Linked DNA regions of Homo sapiens: region 2 is linked to region 1. A link is a loop called in an ENCODE intact Hi-C map of the cell type or tissue named here. Cell type or tissue: heart right ventricle. All regions are shown on one strand. Each heading gives the region's core, and the rest is flanking DNA. Links, peaks and the distances in the headings are about the cores only.

Region 1 (8,420 bases), core at 1,887-6,886:
AAGGCAGGCCCATAAGAAGAAAGACCTCTGAAACTCTTTCCAAAGGAACTGACTTTATTTAAAATAGATAAAGTAGGGAAGTTCAAATCTGAAAGTGCTTTGGAAATGGAGATTTTGATGGTAGGCAATTAAAAGGAGGCTGGTAGCTTTATGAGGGCATTCAGCTAAGCCATGGCCAGTTAGTTTAGAGAAAGAGACAGCTAAGAAGTCTTTTTGGAGTCAGAGGCTCAAAGGCTGGCCCCAAAAATTTATCCTGCAAAGGGTCCTGGATTTAACTGGATCAGACTATGGAGCAATTTATACCCCAGGGCATTGTAAAAAAACAATTAAGAAATCAGTCAGAAATTAGTGAGGCCTAACAGATGGGTGTGATACTAACAGAAGCCAACAGCTTAACAGATCAGGGACAAGAACAGTAAAAGAGAGCACTGTTAAAACCACTGTCATCCCAGGTTAACTGGGCACATGTTCAAGACTGTGCCTCTGGGGGGCAGCATGAAAGGCTTTCCACTGCAGAAGAAACAGACTTCACTAAGATCGTCCAGCCAAGGCACTAAACAAAATAATTAAACAATAGTATCAAGACCCTGGGGTGTGGGCAGTATCAAAAGGTGCTGCAGTATCTTATTTTAATGTAGAGTTTTCAACAAAAAAACTATGATATGTGAAGAAACAGAAAGTGTGTCCATAGTACACAGGAAAAAAAGCAAGCAACAGAAATGTCCTTAGAGAGAACTCAGGACCAGCCTTAACAGACAAATACCTCAAAGCAGTCATTATGAGTATGTCCCAAAACCTAAAGGAAGCCATGCTGAAAAAACAAGGTTTACTGACAATGTCTCGTCAAAGTGAGAATATCATCAATGAGAAGACAAACTATAAAAAGAACCAAGTAGAAATTCTGGAGATAGAAAGTACAATAATTGAAATAAAAAATTCCCTGGAGATAATCAAGAGTAGATTGGAACTCGCAAAAGAAAGGATCAGTGAATTTCTGGTGATAGATCTATAGAGAGTATACAATTTGAAAAGCAGAGGAAAAAAATAAAAAAGAATGAAGAAATGTGAACAAAGCTTCAGGGAAATGTGGGACACCATTAAGCACACCAAAAATACGCAATAAAGGAAATACCAGAGGAAGAGGAGGAAAAGAACAGTAAAAGATATTCAGAGAAACAGCAGAAAACTTCCAAACTTGATGAAACACTATTAATTTATACCTCCAAGAAGTTTAACAAAGTTTAAGTAGTAAAAATGCAAAGATATCCAAATGTAGACATATCACAGTAAAAACATTAAAGACAAAAAGACAACTGTCAACAGCTGACTTTTTATCATAACAATTAAGGATAAAAAGCCTTAAGACTCTGGAAAAAGTGCTAACTTGACCTAATGCAATCAGAAAGAAGCAAATAATAATGATCAGAGAAGGTACTAATAAAATAGAAAATAGAAAAGTAAGAGAAAAATCAACAAAATCAAAAGGTGGTTCTCTGGCAGATAAAGTTGGCAAACCTTTAGCTAGACTGACCCCACCTCTATAAAAAAGAGAAGACTCAAATTATTTATACTAACATCAACAATGAAAGAGGGAGCATTATTACTGACTTTACAGAAATAAAGAGGATAATGAAGTAATACTCTGAACATGAAGTGAACAAGTTTACCAACAAATCAGACATATGAAATGGACAAGTTTCTAGAAAGATAGAAATTACCAACAGTGACTCTAGAGTAATTAGAAAATTGGATTTTCCAATTAATGAGTAATTATTTTCTAATTACTAATTTATAGTAGGTAAAGGGATTCACTTAGGGATAGAGAAACTATCCACAAAGAAAGGCCCAGGCCCAGATGGCTTTACTGGTAAATTCTACCAAACATTTAAATAACAATACCAATTTTTCACAAACTTTTCCAAAATAATAAGAGGAAAGAACACTTCTCCAGTCACTCTATGAGGTCACAATTACACTGATACCAAAATCATACAAAGATATCAAAAGAAAAGAAAACTACAGACAATATTCTATGTAAATATAAAAGCAAAAATCTTCAACAAAATACTAGCAAACCAAATCCAACAATATATAAAAAAGATTATATACCACGACCCAGTGGGATTAATCCAAGGAATTTGAGGATATGTAAATCAATCATTGTAATACACCATATCAACAGAATAAAGGACAAAAACCATATGAGCATCTCAATATACACAGAAAAGAACAAGTTTCATAATAAAAACACTAAAAAACTAGGAGTAGAAGGGAACTTCCTCAGCATAATAAAGGGCCTCTACAAAAAACTCATAGATAATATCATATTTAATGGTGAAATACTTGTTACGTTCCGCGTAAGATCAGACTAGGACAAGGAAATCTGATCTTGCCACTTCTATTCAACATTTGTACCAGAGGTTCCAGCCAGAATCAGACAAGAAAAGAAAAGAAAAAGCATCCATGTTGGAATGAGAGAAGTAAAACCATCTCTATTTGTAGATGGCAACACTCACGCATTTCATGTATATTATAAAATATACATTATGAAAAAATATATTTAATATATAATACATGTAAAATCCTAAATTATCCATTGAAGACTATTAGAATTAACAAGTTCTGCAAGATTGCAAGATACAACATCAATACACAAAACTCAACTGCATTACTGTACACTGGAAATAAATGTTTCAAAAATAAAACTGAAACAACTCTATTACAATAGCACTAAAAAGAATAAAATAGAAATAAATTTGACAAAAGAAGTACGAAACTATACTCTGAAATGTATAAAACATTGTTGAAATAAATGTTTAAAAATATAAATGAAAAGATATTCCATGAAAGAAAGAAATAGAAAAAGAACAAATTGAACAATGATTTAAGACTGAAGGATATCCTTTCCTAAGTGTCTTCAACAGATGGGAGTGAGGTACAGAAATAGGTTCCTTGTTTTGAGTTATAATGAAGGGCAGCCTGATGACATGTCAACACCTGGAATACCAAACACCAGACTTAGGAAAACTTAACAATGACACATGTGGATGTACCATGGATGAGTACACACCAGAAATCCTAGATCCTCAGAGATTTGTGGATTACACTTTCTTGGGCCACTTTGAACTATGAGCTGAATTTCTAGGATCTGGTTTGATAATCATCACAAATCTAATCCCAAATGGATGAGGAACAAAATAGTGGGGGCAACAAGTCCACTTCAAACTTGTACAAAGTGGTTAAGTAATTTTAGGGATTTGCTTTGTTGTCATCGTAACACTCAAGAAAGTGGCCTGAACCATCCAGAACCAGCACGTAAAAGGAAAGGCATACTGCAGTCTCCAGGCACAGGTAATTCAAAGTATAGTCGATCTAGACTTCTATGTTTTATCATGACAAATTTCTGGCAATAAAGTGTTTTTAAAAGGGGGTGTTTTTTCTAGTTCACAGTGATGTCTCTGAGCTAGTGGAAGAGGTGGAGCCATATTTCAATATTCCTGGTAACGTGATAGTTAAAATAATTAACACAAAATCTCCAAACAGTTTTAACTGAATGATTAGGAGAGTTTGTTTCATAATTCTAGTTAAGTAACAGAAAAAAATTATTAGCCATTTGTATCATGCAATGTACCAAATTCTTTATATATGCCAGAACATACTTAGTGAAATAACTCCCAATTTAGAACCCCTCATGCCTCAACCAATTTATCCCTTTCTGACACCCACCTGAAACTAGGAAAAGGAAAAGCAAAAGCAAAAGGAAGCCCAACCCCTCTGTCCTGAGGAGGACTGTGAGACATCAGAGGGAGGCAGGAGAGAGGCATGGCAGAGCCCAGAGTTGGACCAGTGTGTCAGACACATTACTGGGAATGCAGAGGGCAGAGCACATTTGCTTCCTTTGGGGACTCCAGAAAGAGATGACCATTCAAACCCAAACCATTCTGAAGGTTGACACCATCAAAGTGATTCTTGCATGGCCCCACAGGGACCTGGAAGTTACTGAAGAGTCTGGCTAGGGCTTATGCAAAATCTCATATATTTTCTTGTTCATACATAACAGCCAATGGAAGCAAAAATCTCCAACATCTCACCAGTCACGGGATAATTAATGAATATAGCACTTTCCACTGGGATTTCCCAAAGTACCTTCCTCACTCCTCCAACTCCTTCTCCATTATCTGCTCAGCTGTTCTTTGATCTTGTCTAGTTCAGCTCTAGGTTTTTATCCTCAAGTGCTCTGTGCCTGAAAAAATGGACCTTGGTATTCCCTAGCACCAACCAAGCCCTCAAACTGTCTTTTTATCAAACGACTCTTCAGACACCACCTCCTTCACAAATTATTTATATTTTTACAAGAGAGAGCTCAAGTTCCTCTGGCTTCACTCAAATGCAGGGAAATAAACTATACTTATTTATAGCTTTGTAGAGTCATAAACAATAGAAAATACATAACTGTGAAATAAGAAATGAATACTTATGAATGTCAGTAATTATTCTAAAAAGAGAAGTATTATATAAGTAGTACTTAAAAAGTGTGCAGGGTTACATTCCTTTATATATTTCACTATGATCTCTACAATCTTACTATAATCTACAAATCTATAATGTAATAACTGATTAAGATACAGATTTAGTTTTAGCAAGATTTGTCATTAATTTCCTTCAAACGAGTAGGATTTTCCTTTTTAAAAAACTAGATAAAGCTTCCCATTCATTTACAAGTCATTCTACATATTATTTTTAAAGTTTATTTGGGTTATTTCTTAGTTTACCACATAGTAACCAAGCCAAGATTCGAAGCTATTATAAACATTCTTGGCTCAATTTTGCCCCCTGCAGGGAGTATGTACTTCTTACATTGGGATTTAAAAGTATGAGAGATGGAGAAAACCTTAACATAAAGTTGACTATTCCAAATCCAGCGTTGCCTCATCAGAGAGAGGCAAAATCTATTCTGGTAACAGAATTTTAAGACATTATAAATCTTTCAAAATAATCTAGTAGTAAATTATACCCAGAGTGGCTTCATTTTAGGCACTATTCAATGTGAAAATTGAATTATTGGATAAAATATTAGAGATATTTTAATAAATGATTTCTTAAGCCTAGCTAATTATAAAAATGCCCTGGGGTACTTTGTAAGGGCCTCATGCTATACCAATGTTTCACAAACTTCACCTTATAGCACAATTACTTCGCGGGCTTTAAAAAATGCTAATGTTTGGCCATGGGTCCTATGGCTCCAGAGATTCTTATGTAATTGATAGGGGATGAAGCCTGAGTGCCGAGATTTTTAAAAACTCCCTGGTGATGATAATAAGCAACAATGGTTGCAAATCACTGTATTCAGAGTACTGAATTTGAATCTCCAAGGAACAGATGTGGGAATCAATACTGTTGACAAAAATACTCTGGTGATTCTTATGACCAAGCAAGATGAGTAAACACTGATCTAGCCCAATGTCCTCATTTTTCAAACAAGAAATTACTTGTAAATTGACACGCTCAAGAACACAGTAATCTGTTAAATTCTAACTAAACTCTCTACTGTGACATTCAGAACTTAATTCTTTTTTTTTTTAAGATGAAAACCATCTTGTTCAAGATTTGGAATGTACTTTGTGTGCTATTTCTAAATCAGATGAAGACATTCACAAACATAAGGCTTTGCCCATATGCAAAAAGTTTGCATGCATTAAACCACGACATTAAGTATGGTCATGGGAAACACAGTCTTTAATTCGCAGAAGATGAGGCACCCACAGAATTAACGTTTCTTGATTGAGTAATATGCACTTAATAAAGTGCAACAATATTAGTCTTAAATGTCAGCTGCAGTATCACAAACTATATCATCTTCGATTGGAAGCCCCTCCTCCTGGCTTTCTGTGTGACTTTAGATAGATTTCAGGTCAAAAACTTTTTAAATGTGATAAAAAAAATTCCTGGAAAATACAGTAGAGTAAAACCATATCACAGAGTCTCCCTTTCCCACAGCTAATATCAACAACAACAACAACAACAACAACAACAACAAAGGTCAAATGAAACTAACAACACTTTTACTGTCAGCAGCTAAAGAAGAAATATGCCCAAATTCCTGACATGTTTGAAAAACAACAGACAAGGAATGAAACGGAAGAGTGTCATAACCCCTCTTCCCTCAAATGATATAGGGAATGAAAATGATGAGACTCTGACAATTCTTTTTTTTTTTTTTTTTTTTTTTTTTTTTTCAGACAGGGTCTCGCTCTTCCACCCAGGCCGGACTGCTGTGGCGCGATCTCGGCCCACTGCAAGCTCCGCCTCCCGGGTTCACGCCATTCTCCCGCCTCAGCCTCTCTCGAGTAGCTGGGACTACAGGCGCCTGCCACCGCACCCGGCTAATTTTTTGTATTTTTAGTAAAGACGGAGTTTCACCATGTTAGCCAGGATGGTCTCGATCTCCTGACCTCGTGATCCGCCTGCCTCGGCCTCCTAAAGTGCTGGGATTACAGGCGTGAGCCATCGCGCCCGGCCGAAATCTGACTATTCCTTCTGAAGAGCTGAGTTCGTCTTTAGCTTATGGATAAATTAGTTAAAAATTATAGGACTAAAATCCCTACCTACCCACATAACATCGCATTCGAAGAAAAAACAAAAACAAAAACAAAAATAAAAAAACAGAAAGGCCCAGTCATTGTGATCTCTACCAGATGGGAGAAAACTGGACAGTGAAGACAGAATTATATCATCACACAGGGTTAGTTATCCTCAGCATTAAGCACAAAGAACATAAGAACAAAGGATTCTCAGGGAGCAGCAGGCTGGGGTGAAGCCCCTTACAATCACAATAAGGAAGACAGACTAATGCTGAGGAATGATGAGACAAATACAGAAAACTAACACCAAGCAAGATTTTCTGATAGCAATGGTGCATCAGGTCCTGTAGCTGAAATGGGAGCAATCATTCAAATTTCAGGGATATCCTCTTTGAAAAAGAATACTTCCATGACAAGAGGGAGTGATCCTGACACAAAATATGTGAAGAATAACCTGAGAAAGTACAGAGCTCAGATCCTTTCATCACTGCTGCCCAAATCCCAGCTGTGCTCTTCCTTTCCTCATAGGGGCTCAGAACATAATGCACTTGAAATACCTGGCTCTCAAACAGGAGCTAGGGAAGGAAAACAATCCCTAGGTAATTCTGAAAGGGAGAAAAGAAAAATTCATCTATACCAAATTAATGCAAAAGCCCATTTCAAGGAAGCAGAAGACAGAAAGAAATGGGTCGGGAACTATGTACCATACTATAATTTTTTCCTAATACACAAAGCAGATTAAGAAAAGAATACTGCATTGTAGGAAAAAATAATGAGAAAACAAAAGAAAATTATGCATGATTTCTTTGTATTACAAAGCTATTTGTTAATAAATATATAAGGAAATGAATTCAGTAACAAAAGGGCTAAATAAAGTCTAAATGATCAAACAAAACAGTGAAATAAAAGAGAAACTTCTAAATAAACTAAAAACAAAGTAAGATATCTTATATGATTATAAAACCATTACACTAATTGGCAAAAACAACAGAACAGACACTGCTAAAAAGAATTACTGATAAAGATCAAAAGAAGTAAAGAGTGGATAAAAGATCAAAAGTCTAAAAAAAGAAATCAATATACTTGAAGTAGAGAACCTAAAAATGGAGAAAAATGACTCGAAGACACAACAGAACATTTCTCCAAAATTAAGGAAGAAGACTATCATTCCAAATCAAATGATCACATGCTTTTCACTAAAACTAGTACAGAAAAAAATATATACATGATTATAAAGTAAAAACCCTTTGGGTATCCAGGAAAAAACAGCAAGTGACTTAGGAGAAGAAAGATCAGGCTAGAGTCAGACTTCTTCATAGCACACACAATGCCAGAAAACAATTGGATCCTATCTACAGAAATATGGAAGGAAAAAGGTACAAACAGCTCAAAGAAACAATAGAACGTTTCTCCAAAATTAAGGAAGAAGTCTATCATTCCAATCAAATGATCACATGCTTTTCACTAAAACTTATACAGAACAAAAAAAAAAAAATAATTATAAAGTAAAAACTCTTTGAGCATCCAGGAAAAAACAGCAAGTGACTTAGGAGAAGAAAAATCAGGCTAGAGTCAGACTTCTCCACAACACATTCAATGTCAGAAGATAATTGGATCATATATACAGAAATATGAAGGGAAAAAGGTACAAACACCCAAGTTAAACTTATCCAAGTTGGAATTTAAGTATAAAGCAACAAATCAACATTATACACAATAAGAAGGCACTCAAGCAGAGCCTAGAAAAATCACTTGACAAAAATTGAATCAATCTATAGGTGAGGTGAAAAAAAGCAACAATAAAAGATATCATACTTACTCCCCTTATGGTGGAGAGAT
Region 2 (7,193 bases), core at 1,970-6,969, 100 kb before region 1:
GTGCCTGTCTCAAGGAAAAGTTTCTGCGTAGTTGTTTTGAGTTGTGCACTCCATTAGCAGCTTTTTCTGCAGAATACTATTTTTACTTGAAGAATGACTGACAAATTATAGTTATTCAGAGTTATTAATCTGGCAGACATTTTCTTGAAAATAATGCAGTGAGCCTGTCACTTTAAGAAAAGGAACAGACTGTATATTTGATGCTAATGTTAACATTCAAGCTTAAAAATGACAGAATTCAGAAAGATTATTTAACACTGTATGCTTGATTGTTTCTCAGCAATTTGAAGGCATTTTTATGAGTTTGATGGTGATATTCTCAAATATGATTTTTTGATAGTACATAGTAAAATATTTCAACTTTGGAAAGATGTGCATAATACAGTGCATCAATATATTTCAAATGACCAATGCATGTTACAAAATCCACTCAAAGCATTAGACAAACCAATGGACTTTATGTAACAGAGTACAAAAAGTGTACTAATATGGTTTCAGATTCTACATGGTTAACTAAACTTTAAGAATTACTCCTTGTAAGTTTTGGTGGAATATCAAAGAATAACCTCAATTATCTGAAAGTCTATGCAATATTCCTCTTCTTTTCCATCTATGTATCTGCTTGAGGATAGATTTTCATTCCTCAACAAAACAGAACAAAACAAAACAAAACATCACCAAACCTTAAATAGAGAAGCAGCTATGAGAATCCAGCTGGCTTCTATTAAGGCAGACATTAAAAAGGTTTGCAAAAATGTAAAACAACGACACTTGTTTCCACACATTGTTTTCAAAAATGTAGTTTTTCATAAAAATGTTACTTATGTCAACATGCAATGGATTCATTGTTGTTATTTTTGAATAAATCAATAAATGTCTTAATATTTTCATCTTTAATTTCTAATTAGGTAATTATCAAAGTAGAGATAACCAATGATTTTAAGAGTTGAAATGAGTCTGAGACCGACATATTTGAAAACTACTGCCCTGACATATCAGATTTTAGTCCATTGGTGTCTTGTCATCTTTTAAAGATGGATTCATGCTTGACGAATTGTTTTTAAAATATATTCATTGTTACATAGATTCCTTTTTATTTTTAGTTTATATTAAGAGTAAGCATTTCTAAGGAGAATGGAAAGGGAGAGTCAGAGACAGAAATCACAATATTTAGGACTTGAAAGGGTAGGAAATTCTTAAAGTGATCTAGCTCAGCATAGGTTAAGGGGGCACACTGAATAGCATACACACAGAAGAGACAGTTTGGAAATTAGCTGTATTTCAAAAGACTTAAAAAAATCATATTCATTCCAATTTGATCCTGTAATCTAATAGCTACTAAAAAAACTAAGAAGGATTATTAAAGAATCACAAACTTACCTATACAATCTCCATTTGCATCCTGCTTATAACCCATGTTGCATTCACATCGGTAGCTTGAGACAGTTGGTATACAGCGTCCATTTAAACAAAGGTTAGCATGATGCTTACAGATATCTATTGTCTGGTTCAGAATTGCTACGGAAAATTAAAGCACAATTATATTTAATCATTACAACATGCATTACTTTTCTGAATTGATTTTTAAAGGACATTTAATAGTAAATTAATTAGATGTATATCAGAAGCTCATATTTTATATTTTATTAAAACTTTAATGTGGAGAATCTAAAAAATATTACTGAGACACATGGTTGCAACTTGTATCTGTTAAGTTACAGATCTGAAAATGCTGCCCTTAATCATGTCTTTTTAAAATTACAGGAATGTTCTACCATACGTTTGAGTGCTTTCCGTTTCTCCTTTGTAACTCTGCTGAATATTCAGATATAGTAAATCGGCAATATGCCAAAAAGAATAAACATAACACTGTAGGACATCTTTAAATATTATTAGCAAGAGAGGGCTTTTAAAAAGAATGAAGTTAAATGTCAAGCACACAAATGCCAACTCTGGTCTGAAGCCCACGGTTTTCAATTTCTTAAGCAATTTAACAAAAAAGGGTGAGGAAAGGAAAGATATGTACGTTACAATATTTGGATCTGCACAGAGCAAGATATTCAGTTTATCTCAGTGGAGAAATGGTTCTGGAAAATAATTCAAGGGGTGCATGAACAGGGCAGCTTTAAACAGCCAAATGAAATACATTGAAACCAAAAACATGCTTTTTGGTGGTGTCAACTGGATTGGAGTATTACTGGGCTCTCATATGTATTTGCGAAGACCTGGGTCACACATTCTTTTCTCTAATTTAACAGAAAGTTTACAGAACATAAAAGTAATATTTTCCTATTACATTTTCCCAAATTTAGTATTACTATGTATCAGACCTTGAAACACTTTTCCCTCTGTCTCTCTCTCTCTCGCACCCACAAACACACACACACATGTGCAAGTGTGTTCATACAACCCTTTTGAAAAATTAAAATTATGTTAGATATTATAATGTCACTTGAGGCAGGAAACTAAAGAGTCCACAGGAAAACTGACCACTTACTTAGTCCAGTGATGATAGGTCCCTGTCCCCCGGCCCCCACACCGGCTCCCCCAACGCCAGGAGAAAAGCCATTGCCTCCAGGGATGGGGATGAAGCCTGTCCCTCCTGGGCCATAGCCATTGCCATTGCCACTTGGGGCAAAGCCATTTCCCCCAGTGCCTCCAGGTCTGGAACCAGCACTCCCTGGAATTCCTCCCATTGGAAGTCCATCCATGCAAAGTCTGCGATATTCCTCTAGAAGAAAAGAAAGTTGGCATTAAGCACAGGTGAATGTCTTTCTGCATAACAAAAGCCATTGGTACACTGTACTAAGTCACTTTGGGTTACCTATACTACACAATATGATTAAGTAGGTTACTATCTCAATACATGTTTTTAATGCTGGCAGTAGCAAGAAAAAGATATAGAAGTTTTAGAAAAAATTTAAAACCTATATTGTCACATTATTTTAACTGAGTTGCATAAACAATCATTTACATGTGTATTTTTATTTTATGCACCTAAGTGCAACTCATAAAATTCCAGACATAATTATAAATACAGAAAATTTACTTGTACAGATAAAAGTTAAAGCTTTATGCTAATTCATTCTATCTGTATGGTTTTACTTACATTCTCTTCAGCATTATACCTATACATTTTTCCTGTCCATTTTTTTTCAGGAGATTAGGTATTAATATTGCTCCAGAATGATATTTTTTTCTAACTTGGATTTTAACGGTAGACAATATCAAGTAAGCTTTAAAATCTGCTCCTTTTTGTCCAGGTGACAAAGTTGAGTAAAGAGAAGCAAGAAGATAGCAATTGCCTTATTGCCTTAACTGTTTGCAGACTTAAGGCACTGTATCAGAAGGAAAAAAAATTATTAATTATATACTACTAGTGGAACTGGGAGAATCCAAAATTATTTACTAGGCATTAATTCTGCCCCTTTTTGTCTTACTAATAGATTTTGGTATTTTATGACTTAGAGATTTTGTAAGAATGATTAATGTGTCATGATATCTTTTCTGTTAACAGTACATATTGGCATAAATATTTGTAAGTATATTTGAAAACTTTAATTATTTTACACGCTTTTAATTCAATGAGAAAATGATAATAGAATTGAATATATTAATATATCTTTATGTGAGAAACATTAATTTGTACTTTACTACTCATATTACACGTAACAAGAGGAACTACTTCTCATTAACCCTAATTTCCCAATATAGCATCATTTATATGGCAGTTACCACAGCGTAGTTAATGAGAGCCATCATCATACTCTTGTATGATTAATTTTCAAGATCATGAGAAGAGAGGAAATATCTTCAAGGACTGAGACATTATAAGCTGAAGGTATTCCTGAAATAAAGTATAAATGAAGACAGAGTTTTCTTCCTCATAGATATTTGAGCTCTGGATGAAAGATCAGGAGGTTTAAAAACTGAATTGAAATACTAACATTCAAAATAATTTAAAAAACAACACTTGCACAAAAACAAGTCAAACAGCTTTCAGGTATTTGTCTGATGTTACTAAATTAGATATTATCAAAACTGATCCTAAATAACAATGCTATCACACTCCCCACAAAAACACTCAAGTCATACTGAAAACACACAAAGGAAAACAAATATGACTTGACTTCAAGGACAGGAGCAAAATATATACATATATTTTTGAGACAGGGTCTCGCTCTGTCACTCAGGCTGGAGTGCAGTGGCATGATCATGGATGGCTGTAGCCTCGACAGCCCAAGCTCATGTGATTCTCCCACCTCAGTCCCACAAGTATCTGGGATTACAGGCATGCACCACCATGCCCGGCTAATTTTTGTATTTTTTGTAGAGACAGGATTTCGCCATGTTGCCCAGGCTGGTTTTGAACTTCTGGACTCAAGCAATCCACCTGCCTTGGTCTCCCAGAGAGCAAAATACAGTACTGCTACTAATTTTCCTAACAGTGTCTGTGCTGAGGAGACTAACAGCCAGCCACGTACCAGAACCTCTGACAGGACAGGCTTCAGGAATGGTTCCGATGCCCCAGCAGCGGCCAGGCTCACAGCAGCACTGCATTTTCGTCATTCTCCCCGGGAGCTCTTGTGCACAGCGGCCATTCACCAGGCCCGAGAAACACATGCCTGTTCTCTGATCTGTGCATGTATAAATAAGACAGAAGATATGGCAGAATTACCTCAGGTTCTTACAACAATCACTGTACATGAGATGAATGTAGGTGAAGTGACTCATACCACTTAATCTCTGTTATCTATTCCTTTCTTCACTCTCTTAATATCTCAGACATTCATTGAGCCAGGGACAGAACAATGAAAGACGTGGAGCAGATAGGAGGACAGACTGCAGTAAGAAGCTAAAGTCAGGCAATTCTGAAGCTTGAAGGAAAGCAACAACCCAGTCCCAATCCTCAGCCTGGAGATGCGCACTGTTGTATGTCACTGTGATTTTGTGGTTGTCTGTAATGCAGCAACATCTGACTGATGATTTTATAAAAGTTGATCAGATGCAACCTGAAACAGTGACATTTGAGAAGGCAGCTGACTAAAATGAGGGCATGAGCCATGGAAGTATCTGAGGAAAGAGCAGCTTCTGAGGAAGAAGAGAATGTGCTTCATGTGTGTGAAGAAAGATGGGCCACTATGACTAGAGAACAGCATGTGGAAGGGAAAGTGCAGGAGCATGAGCTCAGAGAGACAGCAGAGGCTATCATGGATGGTCCTATAGGCCATTAGGAAAGGACCTTGGGATTTCACTTGGATTTCGAGTGGAGGGTTTGGAGATTTCCTGGATGGTTACAATGAGAGAAGACAATGGTTTACATTTTTAAGAAGATCTCTTTGGCTGCGATGAGAACTGACTGTAGCCAGAGCACAGAGACCAGTGAGGAGGACACTGAAGACATTCAGGTGAGAGATGATGGTGGCTTTGATGAGGGTGGCAGCAGTGGAGATGATGAGGCTGAGCAGAGGGCAGACATGTTTTGAAGGTACAGCCAATGGGAACTTGCTTGGGTGTGGGGTATGGAAGAAAGAGAGTCTTAGACATTTCCTAAGTTTTTGACTTACACAGCTGAGATGGGGATGGCGAGGGAAGAAACGGGATTAGAGAACACAAGACAAGGCTCCTCTTTAAAACATGTTATATTTGGAATGTTGAATAAATGAGCCTGGAATGCAGAAGCATAGTCAGGCTGAACATATATATCTGTGAATTGTCAGTGTATATATGTCATTCTAAGCCAGAGCCAGATGAGACAGTTTCAAGAACTAGGGAAAACTGACTGTGCCAAACTAGATATTGAGAGGCAAAATAAGGTGACCACTCAGAGGTAAGCACAGTTTGGCAGGAGTGCTATGGTAAAGAGTCTGTGCATTATCCAGTAGGATTTGATGTAAGGAAGTGACATGATCAAATATGACTGTAATAGAGGTCAATCTGATAGCAGAATACACAATGGATCAAAATGATCAGATAAAGGCTAGAAGACAGGTTATGATGATTGCAAAAGACTGCATAAAATGCAAAGTTGCATAGGGATAAATTATCAATATCATCTGTAAACTTTATGGGTTATAACTGAAACTGCCTTTATAGTAACCAATGGAAAAAACTGTGAGCTTCATTAACAACATATTATTCAACCCTATCAAGATGCTTTCAAAGTTGTTTTGTCTATGATCACAAGAAGAAAGATGTACCACAGCAATCAGGATCTGCATATCAATAATGAAGATGAAACTGTTAATTGCTTATAATTCCATTAACAGGTAAAGTTAAAATTTTTAGCACTGGATACAGAGTTTAAAGTAAGCACATTATGTCCTCTAATGGCCCATATATAGCATGCCTCAGATTGCTTTTAAGCTATCATAAAATAAATGAATTACCTTTAAGATACTCTGTATAAGAATCGAACAACTCCTTCTATTTCTCCCCAAAATCCCAGTAAGACCCAAAACCGAGCACTAAATGTGATGTATGCACACATAATTAAAGGCACTGCAGAAATTTCAAAAACTTGAGTTGGATTTGGACAGGCTGTCATTAGGAATAATTTCACAACTAAGTTTCTATTCCTAAGAATAATCACAGGAAACAATTTTTGGAATATTCATTTTATGAACCCGAAGTATCATATACTACCTCCTCAAGGCCAGGATGTAAATTAAAATAAGAAAGTTCCAAACTCTTAACAATAATCACTAACGTTATAAAACACAATCAGTGCTACAAGTTAGGATGAATATATTTATCTCTTCAAGGCTTCTACAAGAAGGAGGTTGTAATATAGAATTTGAAAACGAAACAACAAAAAACAAAACCATAGCCTTGAGTCAAGAGACCTAGTTTTACATTCAAATATTATTAATTGTTCGATTTTCAACCGTATTTAACTCTTCTTCTGTACAGAACATGGTTGGTGGGAGAATGAAATAAAACAACATATGCTCTATTTCTTGCAGCTTTCATGGTGAATTAGCTACCCTGAATGTTCCTCTCAATTAAAATATCCTGGATAAAATGTGAAAAAATATTTAAAAACACATCATCCAGCTCGCATGAAATGAAGGATAAAACAGAGTCCCTAAATGAGGTGAAATGAGAATCTTAGGAGGTATTTGAACAACTAATTTCACCTTTAGGCTACTATTAAACTCCGGAGACTGTGAATTTCAACTCTGATAGTTTCA

The links. A loop is a pair of places that touch in the nucleus more often than their neighbours do. Peaks named below come from ENCODE experiments on the same cell type or tissue, not always from the same donor. Only the 100,000 strongest peaks of a DNase experiment are listed, where the experiment ranks them.
Region 2: it touches region 1 in a loop (1.9-fold over the local background); 2 of 110 quality-filtered maps call a loop at or near these places.

Annotation. Positions count from the first base shown.
Region 1 is chr5:128,494,225-128,502,644 of GRCh38, forward strand. All of the region lies in intron 5 of FBN2 (fibrillin 2), which reads right to left. Among named protein-coding and RNA genes, the nearest start is that of FBN2, 40 kb to the right of the region's middle. In heart right ventricle, for the core only: a CTCF peak has its summit at 4,860 (motif pointing left); no DNase peak of the experiment used is centred there.
Region 2 is chr5:128,390,638-128,397,830 of GRCh38, forward strand. It overlaps FBN2 (fibrillin 2), which reads right to left. Exons shown (of 65, transcript NM_001999.4): 9 at 4,485-4,637; 10 at 2,498-2,731; 11 at 1,381-1,518. Among named protein-coding and RNA genes, the nearest start is that of FBN2, 140 kb to the right of the region's middle. In heart right ventricle, for the core only: no CTCF peak of the experiment used is centred there; no DNase peak of the experiment used is centred there; H3K27ac peaks cover 661 bases.